Regions from separate parts of the Homo sapiens genome. Here region 2 is linked to region 1. Evidence: chromatin loops called from intact Hi-C (ENCODE). Cell type or tissue: GM12878. All regions are shown on one strand. Each heading gives the region's core, and the rest is flanking DNA. Links, peaks and the distances in the headings are about the cores only.

Region 1 (8,342 bases), core at 96-8,095:
TTTTCAGGAAACACTGCTTTCCTGTAATTACTTTCTTAGGCAGATAAAACGGCACTTGCTGAATCATAATTTACTTAAGGAGATCCCATCCCACACTTTCTTTCAACTTGCTGTGTCTTTTTAAGCGAAACCAATGGGATTCCTTGCATACTTCCCTCTTCTTTTTATCTTATCTCATTCCACTTGCAGGTTGCTGTATTCACCGAGCCTCTGACCTCCAGCATACTTTCAGACAGATGGTCACAGACAGATGTGTACTTTGCAATTGCAGGTTATCCAAATATTGTGGTGGCAGCAGCACCTCTTTTTGTACCCAACAGTATCAGTGCTCTGCAACCAGCTCGCGTCTTCAGCCGCTGTTGACGTCCCTGACTGAATTACTGTCTTTCTTCTTTTTTTCTTCCCCTCTCTCCAGCTGGACACTCTGGGGAGGTGTTTTGGCCAGAATTAGATATGCACAGCTGATACCTCCAGCTGCACGTTCTTTGGTTCTTTCTGGCTCTGCAAAAGCTCTTGGTGTTCTGACAATTCATTCAAGTGGAGAGCAGTATGAATGGTGGCCCACCCAGATAGTCTTTAAAAGCATTCAAAATGGTTCTATGATTTCTGTGGCCAATCCTGTCAGTTGAAGGTAGGAGTAGGAGAAATAGTTCAAAATAGACTGAGAGCCAAAATGAATATAGGTAATCTTGGCAATTCATATTTTGTTTCTTAATTATAAAATTATCAATAAAATTGCTATTGCATGGTAGACCTAATTATGCAGCTCCCTACAAGAAAAAGATGCGGTAGGCCAGACTTGGTGGCTCACACCTGTAATCCCAACACTGTGGGAGGCCAAGGTGGGTGGATCACTTGAGGTCAGGAGTTTGAGACCAGCCTGACCAACATGGTGAAACCCCATCTCTACCAAAAATACAAAAATTAGCCAGGCATGATAATGCACACCTGTAATCCCAGCTACTCAGGAGGCAGAGGCAGGAGAATCACTTGAACCCGGGAGGCGGAGGTTGTAGTGAGCCAAGATAGCACCACTGCACTCCAGTCTGGGCAACGGAGTAAGACTCTGTCTCAAAAAAAAAAAAAAAAAAAAAAAGAAAAGAAAGAAAGAAAACAATGCCATATATTTTCAAAAATTTTCATCCTGAATATAATATGCCATGAAGGCTAAAGATCTAGCAAAGAGTCTAAGATGGCAAAAATATGGGAATTTATTCATGGCTTTAGGTATCAACTCTAGGCTGATGTGTTTCCCAAATCCATTTCTCTAGGCCTATCTTCCCTTGTAAACCTTAATCCAATGTCTCCAATTATCCATCAACTTTTTTTATAAGCTAAAAATCTTGATAACATTATCTCAAAGTCCATAGATTTCTCCTGAGCTTGTTTTCCTTGTCTCCAAACATACTTCCTCCCCCATCTTTTTCTGTTTCCATGAACTTGCTGACCTCTCACTCAGGCTTCTGAGTCTTCTTTGACTTTTTCTTTACTCTTGATACCCAGCCTGCTGCCCGAGTCTTCATGGTCACACCACCAATCATCTTTGCTTCTTTTTCACTCCCATTCTGGTCAGACCAGCCCCGATCCATGTACTTTCATTGTGGTGGGATTGCAAACATTTCCTAAGTGCTAAGTGTCATTTATTCCTTCTATTTGTTCTCCCTTGAATCCATTACACAAAGAGATGTCAAGTTAATCTTCTAAAACACTGATTTTATCATCATGCTTCTCTATTTTAAAATATTCCATAGCTGCTTCTTATCTTCAAGATGAGTCTAATACCTCTCCCAAAAGACATTGATGTCCTTGTGCAATCATTTCAGCTGCTCTCTGGTCTGAGGTCACTCTTCTGGGATAAGATTACTCACTTTTATTCTTCCACCCTGTTCCAGCTTGTCGAAATAATTTTGAGTCTTTCTGCCATTGAATATGTTTGTTATCCAGCTCAGTTTTGTGTCAGTTACATATATATGTTCTTTGTGTGTGTTTGGTTGTTAAGTTGCATAAAATATGACAGAATAAGAACATAAGGATATGCTATTGTGATTTCTGCAGGACTGAATTTTTTTGAACTGGGGGCTGAAGTTGCTATTGGTCTCAGAAAATGATCCTTTGCCTCCTGCTATATCCTTACCTAAACATTTCATAGCTCCTTGAGTCATTCCTTTATTCATTCAAGTACCAATTGAGCTCTCTCTTCTCCAGACGCAATTCCTTTTTCTCTCTCAGTAGGTGTAGCTGCTTGGAACTCACTCTTCTCATAAAGTATTGAGGCTGGCTTTTATTTGTTTATATTTGAGAGATTTGCTGTAGGTAGAAGCTGTTAATGGAGAAAAGTTGGACATTTGCTTTGACATCTACAAAATAACTCCCATTTTTCTATATTGTTCTGGTTATTACTGCTACCTAACAAAAACCACTCTAAACACAGTTATGTAGAGCAATAACTATGTTAGTATCCGTTTGGGTTAAGAATTCCGAAAGGGCACAGTGGGAATGACTTGTTTGAGCCTCCCCTCCATCACAGCTGAGGCCTCAGCTGAGAAGACTCAAGGCTGAGGTTGACTCAACAGCTGGGTCTAGAATCATCTGAGACCTTGTTCACGTACATACGGCACCTGGGCAAGAAGGACTTGAAGAGGAGGACTGCCACCTGGAACATTTTCACGTGGTCTCTCCACGTGGCTTGGCTCCCTCCCAGCAAGGCAACCTCAGGAGAGTAAGACCTATCTGCCAGGGCTCAGGGCTCCTACCACGACTATTCCTGGGAAGAAGACAGAACTTCACTGTCATTCATGAGCAAGCCATGGAAGTCACATACAGCTCTTCCAATGCATTTCATGAGATGCATGGGAGACACAAGCTGCCTGGATTTAAAAAGGAGGGCTGTAGACCTCACTTCTCACTAGGAAGAATGCTGAAGAATTGGAAGATGTGTCTTCAAATCACCACATAAAAGAATTGAGAAGTTGGCTGTAGCTACTACTTCTAGAAACTTGACCTAGTGGCCTGGCGTTTTGGGAACTTTGCTAGCTTATTCAGCACAGGTAACTCAGGGTAAAAATAACCTGAAGAAGAAATGTAATAATCACTCACTTATCTTCACCCCAATTCAGCCAGGGCTAGATAATTTTTAGTTTTGAGCCTTTTTTAAAAAAAAAAATAAAAAGAAACCTGGTAATAACACATCTTTGTCTTTTTCTCTTCTTTAATAGGCTAGAGTTGATATTTAAGACTTTAGAAAGGTGCTTCTGGGAATTTCAACATTTGGCAGCTGGTAATAAGTAGGAAATGTCATTACATAAACGCCAGTTTGAGTTTAGAGGCAGGTGGTATTTTGGAGAAGTCAGTATCAATGTGAGGCTGTAGCCACACTGACCGCCTCCAGCCCATCTGCAGAGACATTTCTGTCTCTGGCAAGTAAAGCCCCCTCCCTCTGTCTGCTTTGACTGCCTCTCTGAGTTCCCCTTTTTTCTGACCTTGAGTTTCAACTTGATGAGTCATCAAAAGGACTGGGCCACTGGATTCTACCTGGCAAGAACTTCAGTGGCTGTGCCTGTGGTGAGGGACTGTTTTCTGCTCTTATCACATCTGTGTTGACATTCGTGGAACAAATACTCATTGAGAGCCTTTTATGTCCCAAGCACTGTGCTGGGGAATGCAGTTAGAAAATAATGAGTCCAACCAGACCTGGTTCCTGCCTTCATGGAACTTACATGTAGGAAAGACGGAAGCTGCAACTTATCCAGCTCTGCAGGAGTGGTGTGAGGTGCTTTGAAATCTTGTGCTAAGTGGGGTTGACACTGGGAGGCTGGGGGAGGATCCCTGAAGAAGCAATTGTTGAGCTGAGGCATGAGTAGGTGTTAATCAGGAAAGGAGGGAGAGTGATCCAGGCAGAGAGAACAGCTTGTGAAAGGAGAGGACAGGATGGGTTGAAAGGACTTAGAATGAGAAAAAGCTGGTGTGAGTGGAAGAGACAAAGCAAGGAGGACTGGGGTAGATGGTGTGGCTGGTGGGAAGGGTGAGAACTGGACTGCACCAAGCCTGGAGACCATGATGTGTCAGTCAGAGCTCTCCAGGGAAATGGAACCAGTAGGATATATATGTGTATGTGTGTGTAATATTATTAATAATACTTAATACAAATATATATAGTATATAAACAATTTATATATAAATACAGAACCAATAAGCTCTATAATATGTATTATATATCATATAAATATGTAATTAAGAGAACTGGCAAGTGTGAAGTCTGTAGGACAGGCTGGCAGGCAAGCAGGCTAGAAACTCGGGCAGGAGCTGGTGCTGCAATCTTGACGTGTAATTTCTTCTTTTTTGATGAAGAATTTCTTCTTCTCTGGGAATCTTAGTTGTTGCTCTTAAGGCCTTTCATTGATTGGATGAAGCCCACCACATTATCAAGGTGGATAACTTATTACTTGAAGTTACTCTAGTTATTTAAAGTCAACTGACTGCAGATGTTAAGCACATCTGTAAAACACCTTCACAGCCACACGTAGGTTAGTGTTCAATTACATAACTGGGTGCTGTAGCCTAGCCAAGTTGACACATGAATGAACCATAACATAGAGTAAGGAGTTTTGTCTTGATTCTAGAAGTCATGGAAAGCTCTTGGGTTTTATAAAGAGGTGACATGATTAGATTTGTATTTTCCAAATGCACTTAATGCTGTCAGAAGAAGGTTGGTGTCTATAACCATCACCATGGGCCCTTGTGATGGTCATAAGGCACATTAGAACACTCATGAATTTTTCCAAGAGGACTGCTCTGTCCTACATGGTGCCCTGACACTGGATTGGTCAGACGTACCTCCTGGGTATGCATCTACTGTCTTGAAATTACCTCCTGGGCAGCATTTATGCTGTGTTTTATTTTGTGTTGATCTCTCTCTCTCTCTCTCTCTCTCTCTCTCTCTCTCTCTCTCTCCTCTCTCTCTTTCTCTCTCCCTCCCTCTCCAAGCAGACTGAAAGTTCTTTGGAGGCAGGAGCCACGTCTTGTTCTCCAGTGCATCCCTAGTGTCTAGGTCACTGCCTTACACATGGTATGTACCCAATAAGCATTTGTGGATGTGGGCTTAACGTTCCACCCAAAGTGCCTTGTGAAGAATTAAGAAACATCAGTCTTATCAGTAGTTCTGGGCAGCAGACAACTAAAAATTGCTGTGCTTTTATTTCTAGTTTCCTTTCATTGGCATTCTATATAGTTACCCTTTTATTTTGCATGGATGGCCTATTTTAGAGTATAGTCATTTCTTAAACTTTTTAGGTTGGAATAATTTTGGATTTACAAAAAAGTTGCAGAGATAGCACAAGAGAGTTTCCATCACCCAGTTCTTCTAATGTTAAAATCCTATATGGCTGCAGTAAATTTGTCAAAACAAAGAAATTTATATAGGTACATTACTATTAACCAAACTCCGGGTTGTATTTGGCTTTCACCAGCTTTTTTTCACTGATGTCCTCTTTCTGCTCCAGGATCTGATCCTGGATGCCATGTCGTGCTTAGTCATCATATCTTCCAGTCTCCTCTGGTCTGCGACAGTTTCTCAGTCTTTCCTTGTTTTTTTGTGACCTTGACAGTCTTGAAGAGTACTGGCTAGATATCCTATAAAATGTCCCCAATCTGTCTTTGTCTGTTTTCTCATGATTAGACTGGGGTTATGGGTTTTGGCAAAGAAAATCATACAGGTGGAGTGTCTTTGTCAGATCATGTGACAGGGTACATGATATCCACATGTTATCCCTGAGGATGTTAACCATCATAATTTGCTTAAGGTAGCATTTGCCAGGCAGGTTTCTCCACTGTAAGGTCATTATCTTTCCACTTCTCCACTGTATTCTTTGGAAGTGAGTCACTAAACTTAGCCCATCCCCAAGCAGGGAGGAGGAAAGGGGTAAGTTTCACCTCCTGGGGTGGAGTGTCTACACACATTATTTAGAGCTCTTCCACAAGGAAAATTTGTCTCTTCTCCCACATTTATTGATTTATTCAATTATTTACTTATATCAGTATAAACGTACATAGGTTTATTTTATACTTTGAGTAATAATTCATTATTATTTTGTTGCTTAAGTTGTTCTAGCTTTGGTCATTGGGAGCTCTTTTTCTGTCTCAGAAACTCATTCTTTTCATGAAATATGGAGGCTAGCTTTTATTTATTCATTTGTTTGTTTACATTTGAGATTTTAAATTTTTGAAGTGCTCTAGAGACTCATCTTGATCCTAGGAGTAATGGAAAGCTCTTGATGGGTTTTTATAAAGAGTCTGGTTCCTGCGTCCATTTGACAAGCCCCTGTCCTTTTGTTTTTTAAGCACTTCCTTATTTTCTGGTACTATAAGATGCTCCAGGTACATCTTATATTTTCCTTACCCCAGTCTTACAATTAGCAATTTCTCCAAGGAACTCTGGTTCCCTTTATTGTAAAATGGTATTTAGAAGCCACTATCTAGGTGGTAGGTGTGCTCATTGCTCCTGGGATCTCATTGCTTCCAGACCCTGTCAGCAAACGGAGCTAGGAAATCTGTGAGCACATAGCCATAGATACCTATATCTGTAATTACTTCTGACTCTATCCATCTGTGTGTCTCTATCCATCCATATAGGAATACACACACATGCACACACACATATATATTAAACTAAATTTGAGTTTATTCTGATATCTCTGACTATAATTCAGTTCCACCAGGTTTATACTAGCCATCATTTCTTGTTTATCTGTTACTCCCTCTCCAACACTGACCATCATCCATTTTATTATTTGTTCAACATTTGTAAAGCAATTTCAAAATTGTTAACCTGTATCCCCATGAGCAAGAAATTTAGCAACTAGAGTACAGTGTTTATGTATTTTTTTAAGTATAATTATTTTTATAAGAAAGTGGAATAACATAGTGGTTGAAAACACATTTTCTAAAGCCAGATTGCCTGGGTTCAAATCCTGACTCCAACACTTACTAGCTGAATAATATTGGATGAATTACTATCTTCTCATTCCTTCATCTGTAAAGTAGGGATAATAATGACATTTACTCTGTGGGGTTATTTGAGGATTAAATGAATTAACATATGTAAAGTATACAGAATATTGTGTAACATTCAATTAGCATATTTATGTGCTAACTATTACTGTTAGGGCAGACATAACATCATTTTAATTGCTACTACTAAAATAATGCTAGGTATAGTGGGGCACCATATATTGTTGAATGGTAGCATCATCTCCGTTAACTTAACTAGTTCTAGCACTTCAGCAAAGGGATTTATGTACAACTTCCTCTCCCCATTTCCTTCTGTTCATCCACTCATGTTGTCTTTTTGTCTGGAGTTCATTTATCATTTATTTCTCCATCAGCTTTTTGTGATTCTGAAACCCAAGTTGAGACTTAAGTCCGAGATTTTTATCACTTTAACCCCTTTGAGGAGACTGTGGCCTCCTTGAGGTCATGGCTCATAACCATATCTAGCTTTGTGCCCCTGGCTTCTATGATTGAGGAGTCCAGCAGTCTGAGCCATGTTTTCACTTGCTGATTTCTTTTTTCTTCTGTAATTAAGCCTGGCTTCTCTGTGGTTAACACTGCCTGGAAAATTATAGGTTTTTGTAAACCTTGAAATAGAGGTTGGGGGGCTTCACTCAAAACATTTGTGATAATGATCTGCCTATTGTTGTTATGAATATTGTACAGCAAACTGGCCATGATTTCTGCTCAGTGGGGCAGGATTGTGTATTACTGGCATTTTAATTAGGCTTCAATGAAACCAGCTGCAACCACGTCAGTGGAGTCTCAGAATATTTCTCATAATCGCAGTTTAATAAGATATAATACATATTTCCCCAACTATTTTTCCTTTATACTAACAACAACAACAATCACCACCAAAAAACAAAACCAAAAATACTCACATAAGCCAAAACCATATATACACAAAGCCTAGGTGCTTTTGAAGGTAAACTAACTTGACATACGGCTACTAATTTTTGAATCATTAAAATATAAAAACCGAACAAACCTAAGCATTTTGCTGAGGTTTCACTCCTTGCCTGGCATCTGAGAATCAGGCCCTTTACAGTTTGTAGTGTCTTTAGCAATAACTATTTTTAGGAATTAACTTCTATCCCACTCAGGCCTGCTTTACCCTTGCTTAGCAAAGGTAGATGATTTGGTTTTGTGAGATGCACAGCCTGTTGGGTGTCACTTTTTTTGTTCTTTTGGAGATGGAGTTTCATTCTTGTTGCCCAGGCTGGAGTGCAGTGGCATGATCTTGGCTCACTGCAACCTCCATCTCCCAGGTTCAAGCAAGCGATTCTCATGCTTCA
Region 2 (8,342 bases), core at 323-8,322, 250 kb after region 1:
TATCTACCTTGGCTGTACCAACAGACCAAAGGTCACTTTCTTAGTAAACAATAAACATTTTATTAAATATTTGTGAAAGTTTAATTAGGATAAGTTTGAGGTGGTAACATGCTATTCTTGCTGATTCAAGGATCGCTATTCTACTAAACTGGTACAATAGTAGAGGTGAGAAAAATGCACTGTAAAAGTTATGTTTTTCAGATGTCATCAAATGAGAGTAATGAGTTCAGTCACAGTGTCCTGCCTCCTCCAATTTTGCTTCTTCAAGCTAAAGGCCCTGCCTCTTTTTTAGCCAAAACATTGTCATTTATCCATTTATTTTGCACATTTAAACAGAAGAGTAGAATTTCATGTTTGGCTTTTACAAACTCCCTAAATCATTTTTTTTCAGCTTTAAAAATGAGTATATTAATACTGATGCAAAGGTTGAGGCGACAGTGTTTATAATGTTTCCTGAGATCTGCAGATGAAAGGTAGATGTTGATGTTATAATAGTGTAATCTGGATTGTTATTGAAAGCTTCTGTGTTCTCAGAGTCAGATTTAAAGAGATCTCAATCTCTTTCTTGTGGGCTTAGAATGCTTTTAAAAATTGTCAAAAGAAAACCATTTCCTTCACTATTCAAAAAAATTGAAAGAGAAGAACTTCTGAATATTTATTCAGAAGTAGTTCAAAAAATAGCTGGTTTTATTTTATTTTGCAGAGGATTAGAAATGTAGTTTAAACTACAAAAAAGGAGTTTTTCAATATTTCAGAAAGAATCATTGGTATATTGAAAGAGCAGATTTGAGGCCGAGTACAATTGCTCATGCCTGTAATCCCAGCACTTTGAGAGGCCAAGGCGGGTGGATCACCTGAGGTCAGGCATTTGAGACCAGCCTAGCCAACATGGTGAAACTCTGCCTCTACTAAAAATACAAAAAATTAGCTGGGTGTAGTGGCACATACCTGTAGTCCCCGCTACTTGGGAGGCTGAGGCACGAGAATCACTTGAACCCGGGAGAAGGAGGTTGCAGTGAACCAAGATCGCACCACTGTACTCCAGCCTGGGCAACAGAGTGAGACTCTGTCTCAAAAAAAAAAAAAAAAATGTGGATTTGAGAAATGACAGCAAACCCAGAATTATTAATGGGAAAATAAAAATAGAAATGTAATATGATGTTGAGTTATATTTATGTAGAGCTTTAAAGTTTACAAAGTGTTTTTATCTTAACTCAGTCTATCCTCACAACATCTCTCTTGGAGGAAAACCTGTGTTTTATGTCTGAGGAAACTGATATTTGGGGAGGCTAAATCACTTGCCCCAGGCTATATGGCTGGTATCTTGTCGATGTCGAACTTGAACCTGCATCTTCTGATTCTTGGGCAATGATTGTTCTGTCCTTTAGAAAGGAAGATAGAACTTCTGCTTTGCTATTGGCTGTTTTCAGGGAAATCAGAAGATAAGAAAGAAAGACAATATTTCTAGCAGTTTGCTTTAAAGTGGTTGACAAAAATACATTGGTCCACACTACTCTAGTCACCTGCTTCTTTTGCATGAATTTTGGCCAGGTGAAGACTTAGCCTGAGAGGGAAGAAGGACCTGCTTTTAGACCTTCATCAGATGTCTTAAGTCACTTATAGGGAGTCATTCTGTTATTTCTTACCTCATGCTTTCTCTTTCTGTGGACATAAGTTTGTAGTGATATCTCATTCACAGAACATAGTAGTATACAGGAACAGAAAAGAAGGGAGGGATGGGCGGTGGATGGTAAGTGTGAGCAGGTGTTGGAGAGATGCTAAGCTCAGGCCACAGTTCAACTTCACAGGAAGTTGAAGAGCTACTTAGCCTTTCCTAAAACTCAAACTTTCTAAAACATTGACAATAAGGACAAGTAATTGATGGGTAGAAAATGGAGAAATGGTCATGGGAGGAAAGAGATAAAATAGGTTTAGAACATTTACTTATTTACTTGTCTCCAAAATTAACACTTCCACAAGCTTGATGAATGGGGACCTTGTGCATGGTTACATTTACCATCTTACAGCTTTCCTCTCGGTTAGTGAATTTAACAATATGAATGAAAATAGATGACACAATTTTGAAGTTGATAAAGGTTTTTTGTTTTGTTTTGTTTTGTTTTTTACTTAAGTCACCAAAGGATGGGTGGGCTCTAAATAGGAAATGGAAGAGGTAAAGAAGCAGGTCATATTGAAAACAAAAAATAATAAAAAATTTCCCCAGAGGAAATACCCCTTTCTAGAGCATACTAAACTCTTAGTTGCCATATGTTGCTTGAAAAAAAAAGTTATATACCACATTTTTTCATAATACAAACTATAGAAAATGAGGTTATAGGAAATCTTTTTAGCTGAAGGAGATCTTCAGAAAAGTGAGAAATCATCTGGGTGGAGGGGCTTTAGTTAGAGAAGTCTGAAAAACCCCAAATAAAAGGAATCAGCAGTTCCTAGAAGGAAACAGTTTGGTAGGAAAAAGGGATTATCCCAACTAAACGGCTAATGAAAACTGATAGCTTGAGTGGCTTCTGCTTGACAAGGAGATTGTCACTGTTGACAGGGTTGACTGGCAGGGTGGAAAAATGAGGGGGATAAAGCTTCACAGAAAGACTTCAGAGGAAACTTGACACCTTCAAAACCACAGGTGTGAGGGTAAGTGAAACCGTCAAGTAAAAGTTGGCGTTGTTTTTCAGGATCTGATGTTCTGCATACTTTAGGTTCAAAATTTAGGAGTTTAAGGGGAACACTGAGATAAGTTGGGACATGGGAGGTTAGGAATCGAGGAGTCAGAGGACTCTTTTCTGCCCGTGAAGGGACTCCGTAGACTCTTAAATGTATTCCACAGTACTTTCTAGAGCTCTAAGAAGACAGGCTAGCTTTTTTCTCTACCAGCCCAGCCTGTTTCAAATCACAGGCTTCAATAGGCTTTCTAACCTAGCTCTCAAAGGTGATTTATTGAGTGTCTGTTATGTCCAAGATGCTGAGCGTGGAGTGTGTGAATACATAAACATGTTTGAACACTTGTTCCTTGCCTTCAAGGGTTTCATCTCAATGAAAAAATGGGATAGAATGAATTCTGCCTCAAGATGAATTATTCTCAAATAGAACTAACAGTAAAAAGTAAAACACAAAAAACACAAATGCCAAGTAAATAGCATTAACATTAAATGCTATAAAAATTCAGAGATGGAGGTGACAGGAGTTGAAGAAGCCCTTTTTGGGAGAGGTGGAAGTTGAGTTACATCTTTAAGGCGGAATAGAATTCAGACAGCCTGGGTAAGGGTGGGGGGAGGAGGGAATGTGAAGAAATGGGGAAGAATGGTAGGACACTCCCAAAGGGGTAAAGAAACTACTGGAGTAAGGGGAACAGAGGATTACATTTAATAACTCTAAGATGCACCCCCTGGGAAAACAAACAGTGGAATTTGTAACAATTATTTTTGTTTGGCTCTTGAAGCTGAGCATTTATGTCTGTTGAGGATATAAAAAGTTCAGTGTTCTAAATGGGAAGAGAATGACCTGAAGTGAATGGCAGAATGGGCTCTGGGGACACTGGACCTAGGGCTGCACCCTGGCTCTGCCATTTGTGAGTGGTGTGATCTCCAATGAGTTCACGTTTTCATGCCTCAGGCTCCTAATTTTTAATTTGGGATAATATTAGTATCAATAGTATCTAATTCATAGGGAGCTGTGGGGATTAAGAGATAAAGTATTTATTATGCTTATAGTGTTGGGCACATAGAAGGAGCTCAATACATCTTTATTATTTTTATATTAATATAAAATAACAATAATAATGGTAATAAAATCTCAAAGCCAAGTAAGCATCATGAAATTTTTCACGTGCCCATGAGCACAGAGGAGATCTTCAGAACCTACTGTTTTCTGATCTCCAAGAAAGATGGAGAAAAGAAAATTATAGCATTTTTCTTTCATTTTTTCTTCCTTCCTCTTTTTTTTTCTAGAATAAAGAGATGAGGAAAATGCAAGACAGTCCATGTCGCTCTTGGCTGTTCTCTGCTACTCCCCCCAGGTTCAGGGGTCTGTGAGTGGTCGTGAGAACCCCACCCCCAGGCTTCTGCTTGGGTCCTTATCATAGTGGCCTCTCCTGCTACCCAGTGAGAGTTCACTGTTCTGGCAAGGGATATGGCTCCCGACTCAAGGAGAAAGGGAGCGCAATGCTTTCCTTCTCCATTATTCTATGGGCAGGTTTAATATCCAGTGCCTCCTATTTATAATTAACATGAAGTTGTTTATTTCTTGCTTCTCATTTTAGCAGGGTAAGCATGTAGAGGCAGGCCACTTTCTAGTAGATTGTGAGAAGATAGACCTCAGCATGAGCCTGACTGTGGGTCTGATGTGGAGAGAAGAGAGTCAAAAGGAAATATTCTGTGGCTTTCTATATGACTGAAATGCAGCAAGGCTATTGTTTGCTGTAGCAGCTGATTGAAAAAGAGTGACATTCTGTCCACTGAACGTTAATAGGCTCAAGTGGAAGTGTGGTGATCAAAGCTGAGTCATAACTTGAGAGGAAACCAGTCTTACCCATGTTTTTTGTTCTTTAGTGGAGACACCTAGTAAGCTCTTCGAAGACGGTGGCTTTCTACAAAAGGAGAGCTATAGTAACCGTTGGCCGCAGCAAGATGCTCTTCTCACTCTTGTGTTGGAACAAGAACCAGTTATGAGAAGCCTGGGTTTGACTTGCTTTTGGTGTGGTTAATGCTGGTGGGAAGGTTTCTTATAGGTCTTTTTATTTATTAATACATTTGGTCATAGATGGGCCTTCAGGATTTTCAATTGCTGTGACTATGTTGGTCTGGCTAGCTTTTTCCAGGCTAACAATGCAAACACCCCCAGCACCCCTGAGGGATAGTCTCACAAAGCCCCTGTCTGTCTGGCCTGTGGCTACATAAGCAATCTCTTGACAGTTCTTGGAACGTGAGACTTGGTGACGTGACCTAAGACTTCGATGTTTTTGTGATTTATCCAGGACACTTGACTAGGTAACAGGAATGCAGATGATCTCTGTCTCAGTGCTAGAACCTGCAGCTTTAGCCCAGGTTTATTCTTTGGGGTATGACTGCTAATCTGAAAATTTTGGGGAGAGTCCAGTGTCTGTGCAAGAGCAAATCTTCAATTTGGACTGATTCCACTATGAAGGAAATTGAGTTTTTATGGGAGCTAAAAATAAACGATCCTTAGCACTCCCTCCATCCTAAAATACATTAAATAGCCCTTACATTTTCAAGTTAGAACAAATCTGGCCTCATTGTTTCTGTCACTCTAACACTTGTTAATGTTATTTATGTAATTTTCAGATATTCTCAGATCAAAATTTTCCATGCCCAGTTATCTTTCTCATGCAAAGAAATTGTGATCAGTGTTCAGTTTCAATCAGTTTACTGAAGGAAGGGTCGTTTACAACACCTGTAGCCACTTTTCTCTTAGGGACTTAGTTAAAAAATCAGATGCAGGGTGTGAAATGAGACCTAAGTAATTCTTTCCAAGTTCCTTTGAGGAGCTCCCTGCTAGTACTCTCTCAGCCTAGAAATCAACACCTGCCTTTCACAAAGGAGCCTCCATCCAGTGTGGAATTCCAGCAAGTACACAGGTAGTTATTTCTAGGAATATTGCCCTTGCACATCTCTCCTCTTGCCAGGCACCAAACTAATTTCTCAAAGAGAAACAGTGGGAAACAATATGTTCTGTGCTGCCTTCACATACTACCATAAGAGGCAGTTAGTTACATAAGCCGGCTTCCAGAGATTTGCCAAGTGCTCTTTTTAAAAAAAGTGGCTGCTGATGGAACATTCTTTACATAAAACAGATACTTGTTTCAGCAACCAAAGTCCATGTCCACAGCAAAATCCAACTAGTGTTCTACTTTTCTATTTGTCTATAGAGTATAGATCTCTATACACTTCAGGAGAAAAACTTGTGTCAATAATGGATTGGGTTCGACAGTTTAAAAGAAAAAACAAATGGACATTTTTCATTACCTCAATTTCTCATTATCTACATCAACTCAGAACCGTCAAGAAGGCCCATAGTGAAGCCTAAAGGTTTTGAAAGGGGCTACTATGAGCATTATGGATTCTGTCCCATACTCAGGAAGCACCCCCCGACCAGGAATTTCTCAAGACCAAGGCGTGATGAGTGCAGTTTTACTACTGCCTCTGCTCATGAATAAGACCTCTGTGGTAAATCATTTCCCAGGTAGAATTTGCTCTTCCTCCTTAAGTAAGAGTAGTCTTTAAAAAAAAAAATCCTTTCTCAGAGTAGTAAACAACTCTCTGAAGTAGGCATCATCTAGATAACCTTTACAAAAGACATTCTCTGCTTGATTCCATATTGGTTCTGATGTAAAAGTGCATCAAAGTTAGAAAAATCTTGCTCAAGTTTCAACAGCAAATATTCTTAGCCAGAGGAGCTGACGTGGGGGTGAATGGAAAGGAAGTAGAAAGTCAAGTGCAAGATCAGTTACAAGAATACCACTTAGAATTTTTGGTTTTCCCTCATGCTTGGTGAATATATTTTTTACATGTCAGTGGGTTGGGCCCATCATTAAGCTATTGTCTCGCGGCATCAAGCCCATCCTCCTACACTCTGCTGTGTGATGCTGGACCTCTGCAATACACATTTATTTCTGTGTTGCTGATAATTCCCTGTTAGGCTCTGCCAACAGGGGATGCTAGAGAAAGACTGCAAGTCTGGGAAAGGAGAAAGTTTATTTTCCTCTCTGCTACCTCTGACTCCAGTTTTGCTTCCTATTTCTTTCAGTGTCACCCAGCAACACTTCTTCACCCAAACAGTGGCATTTTACTTCAGTAACAGCTGTTTATACTAGTTTGCATTTTTTTTTTCTTGACACAGGATCTCATTCTGTCGCTCAGGCTGGAGTGCAGTGGTGTGATCACAGCTCAGGTGATCCTCCCACGTCAGCCTTCCAAGTAGCTAGGACCACAGGTGTGCACCATACCCAGCTAATTTTTGTATTTTTTTGTAGAGATGGGTTTTCACTGTGCTGCCCAGGCTGGTGTCGAACTCCCGGGCTCAGGTGATCCACTTGCCTTAGCCTCCCAAAGTGCTGGGATTATATGCATAAGCCATCATGCCCAGCCCAGTTTACAATTTTTCCAATAGTTGCAGAACCAGTCTCATGGTACACCCCTCAGATGCACTGTCTTAGCTGGCAGTATCACCTTTTTGGAAGTTTGGGCCAACCCTGTGGCCCCACACTGGCATTAGGTACATCAGCACAGGCCACCAGCTGCCACTTCCCCTGGGGGATCTGAGTCTACTCCCTACTTAGGTACACCAGCACCAGCCAGCTGCCACCTCCCTGGGAGATCTGAGTCTACCCCCCTACCCAAGGTCTGAAGCACCAGCAACTTCAGAGCAGTGCCCTCTCCTCAGACATCTGAGTGTAGCATTCATTGGGATCTATTTTGATGGTTCCCATCTCATCCCTTTGTTCCCCAGCCCTGCAAGTGGTAAATGTGTCCTATTTCCATGATAACTTATTGTTCTCTTTTTGCATATTCAATCATTCAGTACCTAGTAAGTACTTCTTTATATTGTTTATATTAAATTATCTCCATTGGTGTAATTTGTCTCTTGTCTGGACCTGGATTGATAAAATAGGAGTCCTTTCCTTAATCTCACAGCTTTCAGATGGACATTGACTAGATCTTACAAGATATAGCTAAAGTCAACATGGTGTTCTTTGGATGGGAATTTCTTGTTCCTATTTATTCCCTGGGCCTAAAAGACCAGGGTCGATTATGAATTCTTACTCTGGGTTCTAGAAAGATGTTGGCAGCTTACTTAATACCTGAGTTAGCTGTTGCATAAGATGGAACAGGAAAAGGTGTTTCCTTTTTAATTGATAAGAAAGACTTAATGAGGCGCCATTTTCTCATTCTAAGTCTCCATGGAAAACTAAAATGTCAGAGGGCACTTGTCACTCCAGGCATCAGATGTTATGAAAATAATAGATCTGAAAGATTTGTAGCATGAGGCAAGGGAAAAAGATTGATGGGTTTAAGTGACATAATTGAAGTTCTCAACATTAGAAACTCCTTTTGTAAGCTGGGACACTTAAGGCTTGGCAAATATGCATGTCTGTTAGCCGTCTGCATCACTACTGACTGTGTATCTGTATTGAAGGATTAAATGAATCATAGACATATGATCGCTGCATGGAAAAAAATGTGTTGTGCCCAGCACTCTTTTCCATAAAGAAAGCGTCATTGGGAAATGCAAACATGTGGAAACAGGCCACAAAAATGCAGCAAATTAGTCCTTATTATCCACTCATCCACGCAGGAAAGTTTTAAAAGGTA

The links. Peaks named below come from ENCODE experiments on the same cell type or tissue, not always from the same donor. Only the 100,000 strongest peaks of a DNase experiment are listed, where the experiment ranks them.
Region 2: a loop joins it to region 1, with 8 times the contacts of the local background. A loop is called at or near these places in 2 of 110 quality-filtered maps.

Annotation. Positions count from the first base shown.
Region 1 is chr6:105,888,245-105,896,586 of GRCh38, reverse strand. It overlaps LOC105377923 (a long non-coding RNA gene), which reads left to right and starts at 3,490. Exons shown (of 3, transcript XR_001744275.2): 1 at 3,490-3,561. In GM12878, for the core only: no CTCF peak of the experiment used is centred there; a DNase peak (open chromatin) is centred at 3,496.
Region 2 is chr6:105,642,738-105,651,079 of GRCh38, reverse strand. No RefSeq gene overlaps it. Among named protein-coding and RNA genes, the nearest start is that of LINC02836, 15 kb to the right of the region's middle. RefSeq lists enhancers at 4,080-4,269, 6,837-7,076. In GM12878, for the core only: a CTCF peak has its summit at 6,668; DNase peaks (open chromatin) are centred at 4,499 and 6,683; H3K4me3 peaks cover 279 bases; H3K27ac peaks cover 1,706 bases.